Regions from separate parts of the Homo sapiens genome. Here region 2 is linked to region 1. A link is a contact called in ENCODE Hi-C or POLR2A ChIA-PET data. All regions are on one chromosome and are shown on one strand. The core of a region is the stretch at or near the end of the contact, and the rest is flanking DNA. Distances in the headings are between cores, read along the strand shown.

Region 1 (7,628 bases), core at 2,020-4,519:
GTTTCCCTCTCAGCAACTGCATCCTAGTTTCAAAATCATGGAGTGAGATGTAAAAGCCTTGGGATCCCAGGCATGGTGGCACATGCCTATAATCCCAGCTACCTGGGAGGATCGCTTGAGCCCAGGAGTTCAAGAGCAGCTACGGCAATGTAGTGAGACCCCATCTCAAAAATAAGTTTAAAAATTAAATACATACACACGTGTCCTGAGGGTGAGATAATGATGCCTCCTGTCATTCCTGTGCTGCCTGTCCCGACCCCCCTTTTCTTTGGAGACAAGGTCTTGCTCTGTCACCCAGGCTGGAGTGCAGTGGTACAATCTCATCTCACTGCAACTTCCGCCTCTCGGATTCAAGTGATTCTCATGCCTCAGCCTCCCAAAAAGCTGGGACTATAGGTGTATGCCACCATGCCCAGCTAATTTTTCTATTTTTTGCAGACATGGGTTTTCACCATGTTACCCAGGCTAGTCTTGAACTCCTGGCCTCAAGTGATCTGCCCGTCTCAGCCTCCCAAAGTGCTGGGATTCCAGGCATGAGCCGCCATGCCCATCCCCTGGTGGCTTTTTTATCTCTCCGAGAATGCTCATGCCCACCCAGCCCTCTCAGTTCTCTGAGCAGCCCACTGAGGGAAGCAAGGACAAGGTCAGGAAGGGCAGAAACATGGTTACCTTTGGGTCTTCTGGCCCCAGATCTTGTACTGTCTGCCCTGCTCTATGTGGGGTTGAGGGCAGGTCTCCCCCGAAATATAATGGACCATTTGTGACAACACAGCCGGTGATCTAACGCCACAGCTACGGTATGGGCCAAACTCCAAGAGGCCTGACTTTGTGAATGAAGTCTCCCTGGCACATCTCTGTGCCCACTCACTCACACATCATCCAGGGCTGCTTCCCCTCACCAGGGCAGAGCTGAGAAGCTGGCCTAAATGCAAAGCCTGAACAGTTCACTCTGTCTCGCAGTGAGAGCATGGCAGGATCCGGGCTGTGAGTGTGTCTAGGAGTTGCTGTCACCTGGTTGGTCCAGCGGTAAGAAAAAGGAGGCACTGGCCGGGCGCGGTGGCTCACGCCTGTAATCCCACTACTCTGGGGGGCCGAGGCGGGTGGATCACCTGAGGTCAGGAGTTGGAGACCAGCCTGACCAACATTGTGAAGCCCTTCTCTACTAAATACAAACAAATTAGCCAGGTGTGGTGGTGGGCGCCTGGAATCCCAGCTACTCAGGAGACTGAGACAGGAGGATTGCTTGAACCTGGGAGGCAGAGGTTGCATTGACTACCGGCATGAGCCACTGCGCCCGGCCGCCCTTTATAACTTTCAAGTCACAAGTGCCAGGCGCTGCCGCCTGCGTGGAAGAGATGCCCGCTAGCCCTGGAAGATGCTGCGGTGTGTGAGTGCCGGGGACTGGGCTGCACCGGGCTCTATCCAAGCACTCAAGGCAGGATTAGGGCTGGTCTGGGATTCGCAAGTCTCGAGGGGACCTGGAGAAAGGAGGCAGCAGGGTGAAGCTTAGGCTATAACCCCTGAGCAGTCACCCATCCCAGGGCCCCAGGCCGCATGGTTGTTCCCTGGTGCCCTGCAGGCAAAGCTCAGATGGGCTGAGATGTCCTGTGGGAAACGCTCACGCTTTGCTCCTCTTACCTCCCACAGGTGGATGCTTTCTGCAACTCCTGCCAGGACGTAGAGACCATTGGGTGATGCAGTCAGACAGGTGACAGGCCCGGGGCACATGATCTTCTGCTGGAGCTGGTCCTAAGGATGCACAGTCAGCCTCGTGAGCCCCATGCAGGACACGGGAGCTACTACAGCAGTGGAGGGCGAGGGGAGGGGACGCCTGGGCAATGGCTAAGTCAGAGAACCAGGAAGAGGAGTCGGGAGCAGGGTGGTTTGAGCAAATGCATGGTCCAGCAAGGAAGTGTTCGCCCCTGCAAGAGGCTTCGAGGCTGGAGGTGGTAGATGTGAGGTTGGTGCTTCCTCTGAGGGTCAGAGGGGCCCTGGGTGGGAGGAGTACAGGAACAGAACAAAGAGGATCCAGAAGGACACTGGGGCCCAAGAGCCCAGTAGGCTTGTGCCCCAATCCTTCTATCCATAATGTCCAACCTAAGACCCCAAGCCTCAGCTTCCTCCTCTCTAAAATGGGAAAACTCAGCCGGGCGTGGTGGCTCACGGCTGTAATCCCAGCACTTTGGGAGGCTGAGGTGGGCAGATCACTTGAGGTCAGGAGTTCGAGACCAGCCTGGCCAACATGGTGAAACCCTGCCTCTACAAAAAATACAAATGTGGGCCGGGTGTGGTGGTTGGTGCGGGCCTGTAGTTGCAGCTACTCAGGAGGCTGAGGCCCGAGAATCGCTTGAACCCTAGAGGCAGAGGCTGCAGTGAGCCGAGATCGCACCACTGCACTCCAGCCTCAGCGACAGAGTGAGACCCTGTCTCAAAACTAAAATAAAATGGGAGAAATTTATGAGTTGTGTGTAGACTCCATCAGGCAATGCTGGAGCACAGAGCCAGTCCCAAGAGATCTCAGCGGGCACACGGGGGAAGCGAGTAGCTTCAGGGACTGGCTGCATTTGGGCTTGGGAGTAGAGGGGAAACTGTGGGCGACGGTGAGTATCTGTTGCTTTATTGGAGGAATAAACATGAGTTTCCTGCGCCACCCCTTCATGGGAGACTCCCCCAGACCTTGGTCCTTCTCCCTTTTCCTCCAGAACCACAACATCCACAGAGCTCATAGGCCCCTTTTAATCAAATTTCGCGCTCCAAGAACTCGTGCATGCGCAATTGCCCCAAGGGACCCCCCGGAGCGTCTCCCATTTTCCCCCACTGCCCCCATAGCAGCTCAGGCCTGAGCCCCGCGCGTGCGCAGAGCGGCCTAACAGGTCGCACGTATCTCCCCAAAGCCCCCAGACCCGCGCATGCGCAGAGCGCCCGAACGGAGACCACCTCCCCTCCCCACGCCAATTCCGACTAAGGGTGCACGCGGCCCCCACCAACCCATCCCCCGACTTCAGCCTCGGGCGCCCCATGACCCCAGCAGCGAGACCGCACCGCCGCACCTTCCGCTGGAGCTCCCAGGCGCTGATGTAATTCTTGCCCAGCTGCGCCGCCAGCAGATACTCGCCATTGAGCAGCGCCAGGCCGCGGGGTCCCGCCTGGCCGCCGCGGTAGGTGAGCAGGTTGGCGCCCGAGTGAAGTTCCCACACGATGCAGCTCCACATCGGGGCCGCCGAGTCCGTACACACGGCCACCTCCATGGGCGCCGCCATCTTGCCTTCCCCACCGCCCCGGACGTGCGTCATCATGAGCGAGACGCGGACGACTGCCCCACGCGGGCCAGAGCGGCGGCCCCGCGGCCCCAGCGGGTGGCCGACCCGCGCATGCGCCCGTGCCTCGGAGAGAGGGGCTTTCTTGTGAAGTGGGATTTCCCGCTTACCTGAGACTCGAGGGTCGCGCGGCCTGCTTAGAGATCTGGGGAGGCGACTTCTTCCAAGGCCCAGGGTCTCCGGCGATCAGTTAGTAGCTCTAGAGCCGGGGTACCTGACTTGGCCTTTTCCTCCTGGGCATTTTTGGCCAAGTGACTCAAGCTCTTGGATTCATTTATTTTTAAATGTTCAAATAATAAAGTTCCGACGTCACAGGCCTAAATGACACATTGCGCCTAAAAGAGAGAGCGCACACCCAGCAACATGGCTAGTTGGCGATGAATACATTGGAATTCACTGCTTCCTTATTTATTTAGTTTTGTAGAGCCAGGGTCTCACTGTCCTGCCCAGGCTGGCCTCGAACTCCTGAGCTCAAGTGATCCTCCCAGCTCGGCCTGCCAAAGTGCTGGGATTACAGGCGTGAGCCACCGCGCCCGGCCCAGTGTTTCCTTATTGGTCGACATCTGCCTCCCCCTTGACCCCTCTTTAGGGGCCTCAACATCTAAATTATTAGTCGGATAGCTTGGTGTAGGTCAAACAAGTCGCCAGTTCTGTCCGAGCCAAGCAGGGTCTAACTTCATGTCACGGCTGCCCGTCACGGACCATGTCTGAAAACGGCATTCAAAAAAAAAAAAAGGCCGGGCGCTTTGGCTCAGGCCTGTAATCCCAGCACTTTGGGAGGCCGAGGTGGGTGGATTACCTGAGATCAGGAGTTCGAGACTACCCTGGCCAACATGGCGAAACCCCGTCTTTACAAAAAGTACAAAAAGCCGGGCGTGGTGGGAGGCTGAGGCAGGAGAATCGCTTGAACCCGGGAGGCGGAGGTCTCAGTGAGCCGAGATCCCAGGCACTCCAGCCTGGGCGAATGAGACTCTGTCTCAAAGAAAAACATATATCTATTATTTATTTATACTAAATATATATCTAGTAGAGATGGGGGGTCTCACTGTGTTGCTCAGGCTGGTCTCCAACACCTGGGCTTAGGCCTTGGCCTCTTAAACCGCTGGGATTACAGGCTTCAGCCACAACGTCCGGCCTAAAAACAGTATGATTTAAAATGTGCAATTAGTTGCCAACCCCTTAAAAAGGGATAAAAAGGGAGCATTCATTTAAAAGTCGGGATTTCCGCCCGGGGGTTGCAGCTGACCTGGGTCGTGTGCCCTCGAGCAGCAAGAGGCAGGGGCTGGAGGCTGCATGCGGGGTGCGGTCCCCGGAGGCGGTGCGACTCCTGGTCCGCGGCTCCCGGCGGAGGGCACGGCCGGGGCAGGAGGCTGGTGCCAGAGCGTGCGGCGCCGCAGCCCCGCTGGCCGCCAGGTGGCAGGCGCGAGCCACCGACCCCGAGCCCAGGCCAGAGGGAGGGCGGCCCCGGGGACCCGCCTGGTCGGCAGGAGGGGCCGTTTGAGCGGGGAGCCAGCGACCCCCAGAGAACCGTGTGCGGGGCAGGCCCGTGCGAAGGCCCTGGGGCAGGACCACGGAGCGGGGCCGGGCCGTGCAGGGCCGTGTGAACGAGGCCTGGATTTCATTTTATCCTGGGAGGGAGGGAGGGAGTCCAATCCAAGGACCTGCTGTGCCTCCAGAGTTTCCTCCAACCTCATTTTTATTTTCTTTCTTTATTTTGCGACAGTCTTGCTCTGTGGCCCAGGTTGGAGTGCAATGGTGCGATCTCGGCTCACTGCTACCTCTGCCTCCCGGGTTCAAGCGATTCTCCTGTCTCAGCCTCCCGAGTAGCTGGGATTACAGGTGTGAGCCGCCACGCCCAGCTAAGTTTTGTATTTTTAGTAGAGACGGAGTTTCACCACGTTGGCCAGGCTGGTCTCGAACTCCTGACCTCAGGTGATCTGCCCGTCTCGGCCTCTCAAAGTGCTGGGATTACAGGCGTCAGCTACTGAGGCCGGCCTCCAACATTATTTAAAAAACATTATTTAAAAAAATCGGCGGGGCGTGGTGGCTCCGGCCTGTAATCCCAGCACTTTGGGAGACCGAGGTGGGTGGATCACGAGATCAAGATCATCCTGGATAACAAGGTGAAACCCGTCTCTACTAAAAATACAAAAATTAGCTGGGCACAGTGGTGCATGCCTGTAATCCCAGCTACTCGGGAGGCTGAGGCAGGAGAATCGTGCAATCATGGCTCACTGTAGTCTCCAATTCCTGGGCTCAAGCCATCCTCCCACCTCAGCTTCCCGAGTAGCTGGAACCATAGGAACCACACTCAACTAATTTTGTGCTTTTTTTTTTTCTTTTTTTGCAGCGACAGGGTCTTGCTTTATTGCCCAGCTGGTCTTAAACTCCCGGGCTCAAATGATGCTCCCACCTTGGCCTCCCGAAGGGTTGGGATTACAGACATGAGCCACTGTGCCTGGCCTTGTTTTAATTTTTACTTTATTTATTTTTGTTTTTTGTAGACAAGCAGGAGAGGTGGATCTCACTCTGTTGCCCAGGCTGGAGTGCAGTGGCGTGATCTCAGCTCACTTCGACCTCCGCCTCCTGGCTTCAAGTGGTTTTCCTGCCTCAGCCTCCTGAATAGCTGGCATTGCAGGTGTTCACCACCACGCCCGGCTAATTTTTGTAGTTTTAGTAGAGACGGGGTTTCACCATGTTGGCCAGGCTGGTCTCGAACACCTGACCTCAGGTGATCCACCTGCCTCAGCCTCCCAAAGTGCTGGGATTACAGGCGTGAGGCACCGCACCTGGCCTTTTTTTTCATTTTTCTTTTTCTTTTTTTCTTTTGAAATTGAGTCTTGCTCTTGTTGCCCAGGCTGGAGTGCAATGGCACAATCAGCTCACTGCAACCTCCGCCTTCTGGTTTCCAGCGATTCTCCTGCCTCACCCTCCGGAGTAGCTGGGACTACAGGCATGTGCCACCATGCCCGGCTAATTTATTTTGTATTTTTAGTAGAGACGGGGTTTCACCATGTTGGCCAGGCTGGTCTCAAACTCCTGACCTCGTGATTTGCCCGCCTCAGCCTCCCAAAGTGCTGGGATTACAGGCGTGAGCCACTGCGCCTGGTTCATTTTTAGTTTTTCTTAACAGAGTCTGGCCCTGTCGCCCAGGCTGGAGTGCAGTGGTACCGTCATAGCTCACTGCAGCCTCAACCTCCAGGGCTCAAGCGATCCTCCCACCTTAGCCTCCCGGGACCACAGGTGCACACCACCACACCTGACTAGCGTTTTAATTTTTCATAGATAGGGGCTCTCGCCGTGTTGCCCAGGCTGGTCTTGAACTCCTGGGTTGAAACCATCCTCCTTCCTCGACCTCCCAGGGTGCTGGGATTACAGGCATGAGCCACCGCCTGGCCCAGCCTGGAAGTTTTTAAATTCCCGGGTTCCAGGACACCCAGCAGACCGGGCAGGTGTGGGCTGCTGCCACAGGCAGGAGAGGGCAGGGGCAGCAGGAAGTCGATGGACTACAGTCTCCACCTTCTCACAGGCCTCCTGCTGCGGCCCAGCCCGAGCCAGGCCTTCCTCCCCTCCTCCCCTCCCTGGGGACGTGGCCAGGCCAGGCTGCAGTGTGAGGTCAGAGGTCACCCCGCCCCCAGCCTGGTTCCTGGAATGAGGACAGACTAATCGTGTTGGAGCAGGGGACAGAAGCCACACTTTGGGGGCATCTCCAGACCACCCAGCGGCCGGATCTCGTTGGTGCCAGCTGGAGGTTGTGAAGGGGGGGTAACCAGGAAGGGGAAACTGAGGCACAGAGGCAGGAACGTTCCCCTCGGGGTGTAAGGCCCTCATTCTCCATCCCCTGCACATTTATGGAGCACCGCCAGTTTGCAGGCACTGATGAACCCAGCCAGACCCCAGTCGGCTTGGCTGCCCCGGTCCTGGCCCCACAGACCCAGCAGCTGCGGCCGTCCCGCGGCAGCCCCATCATTACCTATGCCAGTGGGGAGAGCAGCAGCCGGCTCTGGTAGCCCTCTGCTTTTGGAAGCGTCTCAGCCGCCGCCTCTCCAGTCTGGACTCTTGGCTGGCTCCGAAAATCGGCTATCAGAGGAGGGTTTGAGCTTCACCTCCGGGAGCCTCCCGCCCTCCTAGCAAGCACCTAGCAGGCGGCCCAGGGAGGTGGCTGGGCTCTGAGAGGCTAGGGGGTGGCTGGGCCCTTCCTGGGCTGGGGAGGAGGTGAGGGGCTGAGTCCATCCCTGGCTGGGGAGGGAGGTGGGGGCCTGGGGAGGAGGTGGGGGGCTGAGTCCCTCCTTGGCTGGGGAGGGAGGTGGG
Region 2 (5,355 bases), core at 2,856-5,355, 110 kb after region 1:
TGGGGGCCCCGTGGCAGGTGGGGCCCCGTGGCAGGTGGGGGCCCCGTGGCAGGTGGTCCCGTGCCAGGTGGGGCTGTCCCTGTGGCAGGCAGGGGCCCCGTGGTCAGTAAAGTGCCAGCAGCAGGGAGGGAGTTCCCTTGGAGGGTGGAGGAGGTCTCTGCAGCAGTTGTAGAGGTCCCCACGGCAGATGTGGGGGTTGTGGCAGCTGGAGGGGTTTCCCTGCGGCAGGTTGGGGGCTCTATGGCAGGCGGAGGGCAAGAGGGGCAGGTAGCCTGTGGCAGGTGAGGCTGCGTGTGGGGTGTGCTCCCAGAGGCCCGTCCAGGAAAGCTGCACCTCAGAGAAGCAGTTTCCTTCCTTACCTGGGAAGTTTCTTCTGTAACACGTTAAGCCCCACAGGTAAGGCCTGATCCCCCCTGGACGGCTCCCCTCTCCAGTGTTCCCAGTCTGGAGGTATCTTTCTAAGCCATCCTCTCAGAATGTGATGGGTACCAGGATGCACACCCGGTGGCCCTGTGGTGTGAGGCCTCAGCAAACACGGTCAGAAGATGAACACACAGAGACCCGCCCGTCGGAAGGAGAGGAGGGAGCGGATACGGAGGCCCACGTGCCAGAAGGGTCCCTTGCAGTGGTGTGGTTATGTGCCTGCAATCCCAGAGTGTCCTCGAAGGACCTCAGATCTAACGAGCTCAGCCGGCAGCTGCACGTGGGACCAGCCCTCTGAGCTTCACTTGTTTTCCTCTGTGCCATCAGAAACCAATACGAAGATAAAATGGGAAAAAAAAAATCCCATTCACGGCACAGCCTGCCGAGAAACGCGTGAGACCCAGGCGGGGGCTGCGAGGCTAAACCCCAGCGTGGCTGGGATCCGTAGCCAGTGACAGCGCTAGTGATGGCGAGACCTCGCCCTCTCCCTCCTTGGGCCGTCGCTGTGTGCCAAGCGTTTCATTTTTGTTTTTAGTTGTTTCTATTTTTTGTAGAGATGGGGTGTCCTACGTTGCACAGGCTCTCCAACTCCCAGCCTCCAGGAATCCTCCAGCCTCAGCCTCCCAAAATGCTTCAGCTCATTCATTCATTCTCTCTAGACCAGGGTCTCCCCGTAGGCACCACAGACATCGGGGGCTGGAGCAGCCTCTGGGATGGGGGTGTCCTGTTGAGCAGCCTCCCCAGCCTCCACCCGTTACTTGGCAGGGGCACCCCCAGTGGTGACAACTAAAAATATCTCCAGACATCACCAGGGGCCCCCACCAGAGGCAGAGCCGCTCCCAGCTGAGAACCCAGCACCTGGTCCTGTGCGCCTGGTCTTCCGCACCTGTTTTGCCATGAGGTTGCTGAGGTGCAGAGGCGAAGCAGCTTGCCCAGCTGACCGAGCGCCTGGTGTCAGAGTCGAACTGCTCTTCTCCTCAGCTGGAGCCTTGGCGGGCGCCTCTGCTCCGGCCCCTTGGGGTGACCTGGCTTCCTGCCCTCAGGTCCTCTCCACCCGGATCCTGGCCATGAAGGCCTCGCTCTGCAAGCTGTCGCCCTGCACGGTGACCCGCGTGTGCGACTACCACACCAAGCTCTTCCTCATCGCCATCAGCTCCACCCTGAAGTCGCTGCTGCGCCCCCACTTTCTCAACACGCCTGACAAGAGCCCCGGCGACCGGCTGACCGAGATCTGCACCAAGATCACCGACGTCGGTGGGTCCTTTTCCACGCCCGGGGCCTCGAGGTTTCTTTCATCTATTTATTTTATTTTTATTTATTTTTTTTACTCTTTTGAGATAGGGTCTTACTCTGTTGCCCAGGCTGGAGTGCAGTGGTGCGATCTCAGCTCACTGCAGCCTCCGCCTCTCTGGTTCAAGTGATTCTCCTGCCTCAGCCTCCCAAGTAGCTGGGATTACAGGCACGTGCCACCACGCCCGGCTGATTTTTTGTATTTTTAGTAGAGACGGGGTTTCACCATGTTGGCCAGGCTGGTCTCGAACTCTTGACCTCAAATGATCCGCCCGCCTCGGCCTCCTAAAGTGCTGGGATATAGCCTAAAGGCTGGGATTACACCACACCCAGGCTTTTAGAGACGGTCTCACTGTGTCATCCAGGTTGCAGCACGGTGACGCAGTCCCAGCTCAGCGCAGCCTCTGCCTTCTGGGCTCAAGCAATCTCGCCTCAGCCTCTGGAGTAGCTGGGATTACAGACACGTGCCACCACACCCGGTTTTTAATTTTTTGTAGCAACAGGGTCTCACTGTGTTGCCCAGGCTGGTCTTGACCACCTGAGCTCAAGCGATCCTTTCACCTCTCTCTACTCCTGGGGGCTGAGACGCTCCCAGGCCGACACCCGGCACCCGGGTCCTGTGCAGGCAGGTCTGCTCCTCCTTCCGTTTTGCCGTAAGGGGACTGAGGCAGAAAGGCTAAGCAGCTTGCCCAGGCTCACCCAGCACGTGGTGTCCTACTCGCCTCTGCCTCCCAAAGCGCTGGGATTACAGGCGTGAGCCACTGTGCCTGGCAGGCTGTTTCTTTTAAAAATTAGGGTTGCTGGGCGTGGCGACTCGTGTGTAATCCCAGCACTTTGGGAGGCCAACGCGGGCTGATCACGAGGTCAGGAGATCGAGATCATCCTGGCTAACACGGTGAAACCCCGTCTCTACTAAAAATACAAAAATCAGCCGGGCGTGGTGGCGGGCGCCTGTAGTCCCAGCTACTCGGGAGGCTGAGGCAGGAGAATGGCGTGAACCCGGGAGGCGGAGCTTGCAGTGAGCTGAGATCACCCCACTGCACTCCAGCCTGGGCGACAGAGTGAGACTCTGTCTCAAAAAAAAAATTTAGGGTTATCGTTTGTCTGGAGTACCCGGTTGAGTGTGGACACGTGGCACTCCTGGTAGCTGGGAGCCGTGTGCACAGTCATGGTTAGTTCTGTGGGACCACCCTAGTCACCATCCGAGAGGCATCTGTTGGGTGTGTAACCGCCGCCAGCTGCCAGCCGGGGGTGGCTGCAGCTGCACGCTGTGGACATGCCCCTGTGTTCACAGAGTTCACCTCGGAGCAGGGGGCAGATGTGCACCAGCAGGCCGGGCCTGAGCACTGGTGGCCCTGGCATGGGGACCTGCCCACGCCAAGGCCTGCAGGCCGAGAGAAGCTGGTTGGTGCTGAGCACAGCGGCCCCCGGGGGGGGGCAGGCAGTGGGCTCCCAGTTCCTCTCCGTCCGGCAACGCCATCGCCCCCTTCTCGTTCCCGGTGTGGGTCCCCTTGTGTCCTGGTACTGGGTGGGCACTCAGTGCAGGTCGAAGGACCGAGGGGTGCAGTTAGGTCACCCTGTGTGTACAAGAGGCCCGAGCTGACCCGACCCACGTCTCCTTGTAGACATTGACAAGGTCATGATCAACCTCAAGACGGAGGAATTTGTGCTGGACATGAACACACTGCAGGCGCTGCAGCAGCTCTTGCAGTGGGTGGGCGACTTCGTGCTGTACCTGCTGGCCAGCCTACCCAACCAGGTGCGCCATGCTCTCCCCTAAGGCCCCGCCCCCCACCTGGGCCCCCATCTCATCAGGACCCCGCTTCCCTGCCCCTGCCCCTCAAAACCACCTCAGCCCCGCCCCTAGTTGGAGTCCCGCCCCTACTTGGAGTCCCGCCCCTACTTGGAGTCCCGCCCCTGCTTGGAGTCCCACCTCAGCCCCGCCCCTGGTTGGAGTCCCACCCCTACTTGGAGTCCCACTTCCTGAGTCTGTCTCTTCTTAAACCCCCACTTCCTAGCCCTGCCCCACTTCCTAGCCCTGCCCCACTTCCTAGCCCTGCCCCACCTCGGAGCCCTGCCCCATCTCGGAGCCCTGCCCCACCTCGGAGCCCTCCCCCACCTCGGAGCCCTCCCCCACCTCGGAGCCCTGCCCCACCTCGGAGCCCTGCCCCACCTCGGAGCCCTGCCCCACCTCGGAGCCCTCCCCCACCTCGGAGCCCTCCCCCACCTCGGAGCCCTGCCCCACCTCGGAGCCCTCCCCCACCTCGGAGCCCTCCTCTCCATGAAGCCTCTGCTGTAAGAAGCCTTTCCTTGGCCACACCCTTCCTGCCCATTCTCAAAGCCCCGCCTCCCAGGCCCTGCTCCTTCTCAGCCCCACCCCTACACGAAGGCCGGTTCGCCTTGCTTCTGCTGCTGCTGCCCCCACCCCTTACCCTCCCCAGCTCCCTGCGCCTGGGGTGGGCGGCCTTGAAATCAAGTCTCCATCCACACCTCCACCTTCAGTTCTGCGGCTTGTGCGCCCCTGACCAGGGCTCCAACCTCGCCCCCACCCCCCCGCCGGTACACTCTGTCCTGCCCCAGCTGTGATTTCTTCTGCCCCACCCACCCGGCTTCATCCTGCCCTGGGGCCCGCCCTTCTCCACCGCGCCCATCACGGACGGTTTGAAGTCCCTCTCTTCTTTTTGTGGGGCTTTAGGCTGCCAGGGGCCACCCCTGGGGCCTCCCTTCCCTGGTCCTCTCAGCTCCCAGTACAGTCACCAGGGGCCCGGGCCCGCAGCTGTAGGAGGGGGCGGCTGCTCCTCCACGTGCAGGTGGGGATATTGGCCTCAGCCAGAGCCTCGTCTTAGTCTTGTGGACTCTCAGGGATGGGACGACTCTGCAAATGGGGCTGTCCTGGGCCCTGCAGGGCTCTGAGCAGCGTCCCCGGCATCCACCCACTCGGTGCCAGAAGCACCCCAGTCCTGACCACCACAAATGTCCCAGACCCTGCCCATTGCCCCCCGGTCGGGGTTCCACCGACCCCAAGACACTTCATCCCATCGCCATCTGCCCCCCGCCGCCCCAGCCACACCGATGCCTCTTTCGGGCAGGGTTCCCTGCTGAGGCCGGGCCACAGCTTTCTGCGGGACGGCACCTCGCTGGGCATGCTTCGGGAATTGATGGTGGTCATCCGCATCTGGGGCCTTCTGAAGCCCAGCTGCCTGCCCGTGTATACGGCCACCTCGGATACCCAGGACAGCATGTCCCTGCTCTTCCGCCTGCTCACCAAGCTCTGGATCTGCTGTGAGGCACCCCCGCCCGCCCCTCCCCTCTCCCCGCTCCCCGCTCTCCCCTCTCCCCGCTCCCCGCTCCCCGCTCTCCCCTCTCCCCGCTCTCCCCTCTCCCCGCTCTCCCCTCTCCCCGCTCTCCCTTCTCCCCGCTCTCCCCTCTCCCCTCTCCCCGCTCCCCTCTCCCTACCAAAACACAAGTCCTGCCTGAGCCCCCCGCCAGAACATAAGCCCCTGCAGGTGGCAGTGGCTCTGCCTTGATATCTGCTATTTCCCCAGTTCCTAGCACAGGTCCATGCTCTGTGTGGGTGCTTTTGGGATGGCAGCCACTTCCAGGCACCTGTTTGCTGTCTCTCCTTGTCGGGTTGTGTGTATG

Evidence for each region. A loop is a pair of places that touch in the nucleus more often than their neighbours do. ChIA-PET counts read pairs that join two places held with the same protein, here RNA polymerase II (POLR2A). Pooled maps may share reads with other maps.
Region 2: a loop to region 1 is called in a pooled map, with 2.5 times the contacts of the local background. The contact joins the enhancer-like site here to the promoter of WDR18 in region 1. A Hi-C loop is called at or near these places in 39 of 168 maps with a recorded cell type or tissue (A673, B cell, CD14-positive monocyte and 29 more), 36 of 37 single-sample maps with no recorded cell type and 31 of 50 pooled maps. POLR2A ChIA-PET finds 5 or more read pairs at or near these places in 21 of 52 experiments (A673, B cell, BJ and 17 more).

Annotation. Positions count from the first base shown.
Region 1 is chr19:979,986-987,613 of GRCh38, reverse strand. WDR18 (WD repeat domain 18) reads right to left here and starts at 3,269. Exons shown (of 10, transcript NM_024100.4): 1 at 3,051-3,269; 2 at 1,639-1,749. The coding sequence starts at 3,260. RefSeq lists enhancers at 2,950-3,129, 3,160-3,309, 2,734-3,675, 6,864-7,008, 6,959-7,549, silencers at 3,360-3,449, 4,614-5,003 and a cis regulatory region at 6,930-6,943.
Region 2 is chr19:871,566-876,920 of GRCh38, reverse strand. It overlaps MED16 (mediator complex subunit 16), which reads left to right. Exons shown (of 16, transcript NM_005481.3): 10 at 1,467-1,677; 11 at 3,339-3,472; 12 at 4,803-4,995. Among named protein-coding and RNA genes, the nearest start is that of CFD, 15 kb to the right of the region's middle. RefSeq lists an enhancer at 5,119-5,355. Within about 2 kb of position 4,105, at least 15 of the 41 ENCODE cell types and tissues checked have a DNase peak (open chromatin) inside an H3K27ac peak, as active enhancers do; they include CD4-positive, alpha-beta T cell, CD8-positive, alpha-beta T cell, OCI-LY7 and 5 more, where a contact is called at or near this core.